Regions from separate parts of the Homo sapiens genome. Here region 2 is linked to region 1. Evidence: read pairs that join two places in POLR2A ChIA-PET (ENCODE). Cell type or tissue: OCI-LY7. All regions are shown on one strand. Links, peaks and the distances in the headings refer to the core of each region. The heading gives the core; the rest is flanking DNA. Region 1 overlaps LINC02780 (long intergenic non-protein coding RNA 2780). Region 2 overlaps TP73 (tumor protein p73).

What was found. Peaks named below come from ENCODE experiments on the same cell type or tissue, not always from the same donor. Only the 100,000 strongest peaks of a DNase experiment are listed, where the experiment ranks them.
Region 2: POLR2A ChIA-PET joins it to region 1 with 17 read pairs; 1 of 35 experiments calls an interaction of 5 or more read pairs at or near these places.

The regions. Positions count from the first base shown.
Region 1 is chr1:3,990,759-3,993,663 of GRCh38, forward strand. The region is part of intron 2 of LINC02780 (long intergenic non-protein coding RNA 2780); the gene reads left to right. Among named protein-coding and RNA genes, the nearest start is that of LINC02780, 16 kb to the left of the region's middle. In OCI-LY7, for the core only: no CTCF peak of the experiment used is centred there; a DNase peak (open chromatin) is centred at 1,513.
Region 2 is chr1:3,664,722-3,667,626 of GRCh38, forward strand. The region is part of intron 1 of TP73 (tumor protein p73); the gene reads left to right. The region is part of intron 1 of TP73-AS3 (TP73 antisense RNA 3); the gene reads right to left. Among named protein-coding and RNA genes, the nearest start is that of TP73-AS3, 2.8 kb to the right of the region's middle. RefSeq lists an enhancer at 1,756-2,005. In OCI-LY7, for the core only: no CTCF peak of the experiment used is centred there; DNase peaks (open chromatin) are centred at 1,730, 2,000 and 2,690; H3K4me3 peaks cover 1,015 bases; H3K27ac peaks cover 1,758 bases.

The DNA.
Region 1 (2,905 bases), core at 261-2,760:
TGTCATCTTTGTCACAAAATCTTTGCCCATTGCTATGTCCAGAATGGTATTGCCTAGGTTGTCTTGCATCGTTTTTATAGTTTTAGGTCTTACATTTAAGTCCTTAATCCATCTTGAGTTGACTTTTTTTGTACAGTATAATAAAGGGGTCTAGTTTCAGTCTTCTGCACATGGCTAGGCAGTTATCCAAGCACCATTTATTGAATGGGAAGTCCTTTCCCCATTGCTTGTTTTTGACAGCTTTGTCAAAGATCAGATGGTTATAGGTGTGTGGCCTTATTTCTGGGCTCTCTATTCCATTCCATTGATCTAGGTGTCTGTTTTTGTATCAGTGTCATGCTGTTTTGGTTACTGTAGTCCTGTAGTATAGTTTTAAGTCAGATAGTGTGATGCCTTTAGCTTTGTTCTTTTTGCTTAGTATTGCCATGGCTATTTGGGCTCCTTTTTGGTTCCATATGAATTTTAAAATAGTTTTTTCTTAGTTTTGTGAAGAATGTCATTGGTAGGTTGACAGGAATACTGTTGAATACATTGCTTTAATGATATTGATCCTTCCTATCCATGAGCATGGAGTATTTTTACATTTGTTTGTGTCATTTCTGATTTCTCTAAGCAGTGATTTGTAGTTCTCCTTATAGAGATCTTCCACCTCCTTAGTTAGCTGTATTCCTAGATATCTTATTCTTTTTGTGGCAATTGTGAATAAGATTGCATTCCTGATTTGGCTCTTGGCTTAACTGTTGAAAAACAAGGATTCTTTTTTTTTTTTTTTGAGAGAGAGAGTCTTGCTCTCTCAAAAACCCAGGCTGGAGTGCAGCAGTGCCATCTTGGCTCACTGCAACCTCTGCCTCCAAGGTTCAAGTGATTCTCTAGCCTCAGCCTCCCGAGTAGCTGGGGTTACAGGCATGTGCCACCATAACCAGCTTTTTTTTTTTTGTATTTTTACTAGAGATGGGATTTTGGCATGTTGGCCTGGCTGATCTTGAACTCCTGGCCTCAAGTGATCTGCCTGCCTTGGCCTCCCAAAGTGCTAGGAGTACAGGTGTGAGCTACTGTGCCCAGCTGAAAAACAAGGATTCTTAACAAAGTTTACCTTCATATTATTTCCTGAAGAGGCTGGTGTCTTGCAGTGATGCTTTGGGGAGAGGTGATGTCATGGGGGAGATGATATCATGGGTGAGGTGATGCCATGGGTGAGGTGATGGCATGGGGAGGGGATGTGTTGGGGAAGTGATGCCATGGGGAGGGGACGTGATGGGGAAGCGATGTCATAGAGAGGTGATATCATGGGGAGGTGATGCCATTGGGAGGGGATGCCATGGGGAGGGGATGTTATGGGGAAGGGGTGTCATGGAGGGGTGATGGCATGGTGAGGTGATGTCATGGGGAGGTGATGCCATAGAGAGGTGATGTCATGGGGGAGGTGATGCCATAGAGAGGTGATGTCATGGGGAGGTGATGTCATAGGGGTGATGTCAAAGGGGAGATGATGTCATGGGAGAGGTGATGTCATGGAGAGGTGATGTCATGGAGAGGTGATGTCATGGAGGGGTGATGTCATGGAGAGGTGATGTCATGGGGAGGTGATGCATGGGGACGTGAAGTCATGCGGAGGGGATGTCATTGGGAGGTGATTTCCTGGGAGAGGTGATGTCATGGGAGAGGTGATGCCATTGGGAGGTGATGTCATGCAGAGGTGATGTGATGGGGAAGTGATGCCATGGGGGAGACAATGTTGTGGCAGTGGTGATGCCATAAGGAAGTAATGTTATTAGGGAGATGATGTCATGGGGGTAAGCCATTGGGGAGGTGAAGTTGTTGGGGAGGTGATGTTGTTGGTGAAGGATATGTCGTTGGTGGAGGCGGGATAGTGGTGACACCTGTGTGCAGCCACTGAACGCCTCATGACTGTGGGATACTGAGCTGTGGCAGGAGACTCCAGGAGGGGAAGGTGGGCTCTCGCCTCAGCATGGCTTGCCAGCAGGCTGTGCCCAGTCCCAGCTACAGCAACTCCATAGGGACTGAGGGTAGGGCCGGGCAGGTGGGACCTGGGGTGGTGGTGGGGGATGCTGCACTGAGTCCTGCCGCAGCCCCAGAGCCAGGCCCTTTCTGTGCTCCCTTTCCTTCCAGTGAAACAAAGTGGAGAGCTGGAAAGCTGTAAGTTTCGGGGCCCAGACCTGGACCCAGACCTATCTGCCTTCAGCCTCAGCTTTGAGCAGGCAGGGGCTGGGATGAGCGTGCTGGGGTGCATTTAGGCTGGAGGTTGGCTGCAGACACTTGGGAGGTGCATAGCTGGTGGGACGCCAGGTGGGTGTCAGGACTCCTGGAGGCCTTGAGTGTCGGACAAAGGAGTTTCTGGGCAAAGTACTCTCTGGGTCTTAAAGGAAACCTCCTTTGTGCTACCAAATGGAGTGCTTTTTCTTTTTGGTCAGCACCTAGTGTATTTGTCAGTACCATATTCTAACTGGAGTTATGTGACTCCCTGGTGCCGTGGTCCAGAAGGCATCATTGTTACCTGTACTGACTCTTCCTAAACATCAGGCATTGCAGCAACAGGCGATTCCTCTGCTGCTCCTGTTTCCTTGTTTTCAACTTGGAAAGTAGCCCTTTGGAAAATGACAATTTTGCTCTCCATTCTATACGTGGGGAAACTGAGGCTGAGAGGCTTAGGAGCGCGGCCAGCTGTCAGCCAGCGGAGGCGACCTGGGAGGCCCTCCCTGTCTGGGAGGCTTCTCACCATTGCTGCCAAGTGGACAACTGCTTAATGTATTTTCCCCAAAGCTGAATAAATGGGCCTTTACAGAAATTTAGTAGGTGAATAAACCACAGATGAAAAATCAAACACTTAGAAAAACCATTTAACGTTTTTATTTACACCATAGTGAAAATACCAGCTTGGTTTGGG
Region 2 (2,905 bases), core at 191-2,690, 330 kb before region 1:
GGGGGGCAGGGGTTGTAGAGTCTGTGGGAGGCCTCGGCTGGGCCTCAGAGAGGGGTATCTCTTCTGCAGAAAACCCAGCCACCCTTACCAGATGCGGTCAGGCTACAAAGGGAAGATGTGCTCCCTCTTTAGAGGCAGGTGATTCCTGTGAATCCGATGACCGAGATAAGGTGCACGATTCAGTGGGCAAGGCAACTCACCATCCTCTCTTTATGGTCCTCGCAATTTGCACCATGCACAATGCAGGGTGAAGTCAGCCCCCAAATTACAGAGGAAAGACTCTGCGGTCTTTGTCAGTTAAACAGGAGATGCAAACTCCAAGCTAGTTAATGAGCTGTGATCGGCCACGCTCACGATTCAGTGCAGGTCTCTCCTTCCTGCTATCACAGTCTTTGCCGGCTGCATCATGACTACCAACCAGTCCCCTCATAATTACAAGAGTCTCCTGTCATGTTTTCTTCTGGAGCGAGGCATGCTCCAACTTGCTTCTGGGTTCTTAATTTTTGATCAGGGACGGCTCCTTGACTAATTATTTGGCAGTAATGAGGGAGGACAGATCGAGTTGTGAAAGTCCCCCCCAAGCTTTTAGAAGGAAGCTGCAAATTAAAAAATGAGGTATTGGTAAACAGGATGCTAATTGGATTAATATGAAAATGATGAATTCTGATAAAAATAGCAAAATACACCGTTGTAAGATTGAGGCCAGTATAACTCCAAGAATTCATTGTCTAATGTTCAGCTGGTCAGTCTGGTCTTTGAAAGTATTAGAATAACAGAAAGAGTCTACTCTTGACGATGAAGTATACGGTTAGTAATTTATGCAAAACAGAACTTTAAAACCGGAAGGACTTGATATGAGTGGGGTGCATGGAAATCATTCGTATTTTGAAGTTTCATAACTCTGACCCCTAGGTCCTTTGGTTTGTCTCTCTTTTCTTTTTTTTTTTTTTTTAGACAATTTCTCTCTCTGTCACCCAGGCTGGAGTGCAGTGGCATGATCTTGGCTCACTGAAACCTCCACCTCCCAGGTTCAAGCGATTCTCCTGCCTCAGCCTCCTGAGTGGCTGGGATTACAGGCATGAACCACCGTGCCCGGCCTTTTTTTTTTTTTTTTTTTTTAAGAGACAGAATCACCAGGCAAGGTGGCTCACACCTGTAATCCCAGCACTTTGGGAGGCCAAGGCAGGTGGATCACCAGGTCAGGAGTTTGAGACCAACCTGGCCAACATACAGTGAAACCCCATCTCTACTAAAAATACAAAAATTAGCTGGGTATAGTAATTCCAGCTACTTGGGAGGCTGAGGCAGGAGAATCGCTTTTGAAGCCAGGAGGCGGAGTTTGTGGTGAGCTGAGATCGCACCATTGTACTCCAGCCTGGGCAACAAGAGCAAAACTCTGTCTCAAAAAAAAAAAAAAAAAAAAAAAAAAAGAGAGAGAGAGAGAGAGAATCTCACTCTGCAGCCTAGGCTGGTGTGCAGTGGTGCAGTCACAGCTGACCACAGCCTCCAACTGCTGGGCTCAGGCCATCCTCTTGCCTGTGTCCTGAGTAGCTGTGACCATAGACACACACCACCACATCCAGTTAATTTAGTTTTGTTGTTTCTTGCTTTTAGAGACAGGGTCTTGCTATGTATCCCACACTAATGAATGTAAAATCTTAAAATGGTGCCTGGTGCAGAGTAAGCTGTGTGTTGGTGGGGTGTAATTATGGGTCATATTGACAGTTTCACTTCTGCGGCATGCCCTCAGGAACTCACTGATGCACACAGAGGGACCTGCTGGCAAATACTGAAGAGCTGTGGGGAGAAAGGAAGGGGTCTGACAGTGAAGGTGGGTGCGTGGGCGGGGGGCTTTTAATGGTCCCTCTGCTGGCTCCCTCCCCACCACCTCCTGCCCACCTCCCTGGCCTTGGCTGCAGGCTAGGGTGCCCTTTGACCTCAAAGAGGCCTGTCCTGTGTGTCTCACTGAGCAGGAACAAACCGTCCCAGAAGCCCTTCAGCTCGGAAGTGAGTAAGCATTGGCGGTGGGGATGGTGCTCTGAGCAGACGCGACTCAGTGCCATGCGGGCGTCTCTCCCAGGGCGGCTTTCAGACTGACCCCCAAACAGAGGGCTCAGAAAAGATGTTTTTCAATGAGGGACATTTATGGTTGGCAAAAAAAAGTGGCTCCCCAAAGGTCTTCACGTCCCAATCCCCAGAACCCGTGTCTATGTTATTTCCCATGGCAAAGGGGACCGTGATTCAGCTATTTTGAGATGGGGAGGCCATCTGGCAGGATCCAGGTGGGTCCAGTGTCATCAGGGGGCCCCACAAGAGGGGTGAGAGAGGGAGCTGATGATGGAGGCAGAGGTTGGAGGGATGCATTTCAGAGATGGAGGAAAGTGTCACATGCCAAGGAATATGCCTGCGGAAGCAGGAGAGGACGGGGAGGTAGGGATTGTCCCAGGGCCTCCAGAACCAAGAGAAGACAGGGGAGTAGGGATTCTCCCAGGGCCCCCCAAAGACAGGAAGAGGGGGAAATGTATTCTCCCGGGGTCTCCAGAAGCAGCCAGCCCTGCCCGCAGTTTGGCTTTAGCTCCCTGGTACCCATCTCGGACTCTGACCTACAGAACTGTAAGAGAGTAAATTTATCTCATTCTGTGCTGCTCATTGTGTGGTCATTGGTTACGGCAGCCACAGAAAACAGACAGTGCGCACATCCGCATGGTCCCCTCTCCAGCTCTTGCCTGATAGGCATAAACGAGGGCAGCTGGGCGCGGTGGCTCACGCTTGCAATCCCAGCACTTTGGGAGGCCGAGGCGGGTGGATCATGAGGTCAGAAGATTGAAACTATCCTGGCCCACATGGTGAAACCCCGTTTCTACTAAAAATACAAAAAATTAGCCAGGCGTGGTGGCACGTGCCT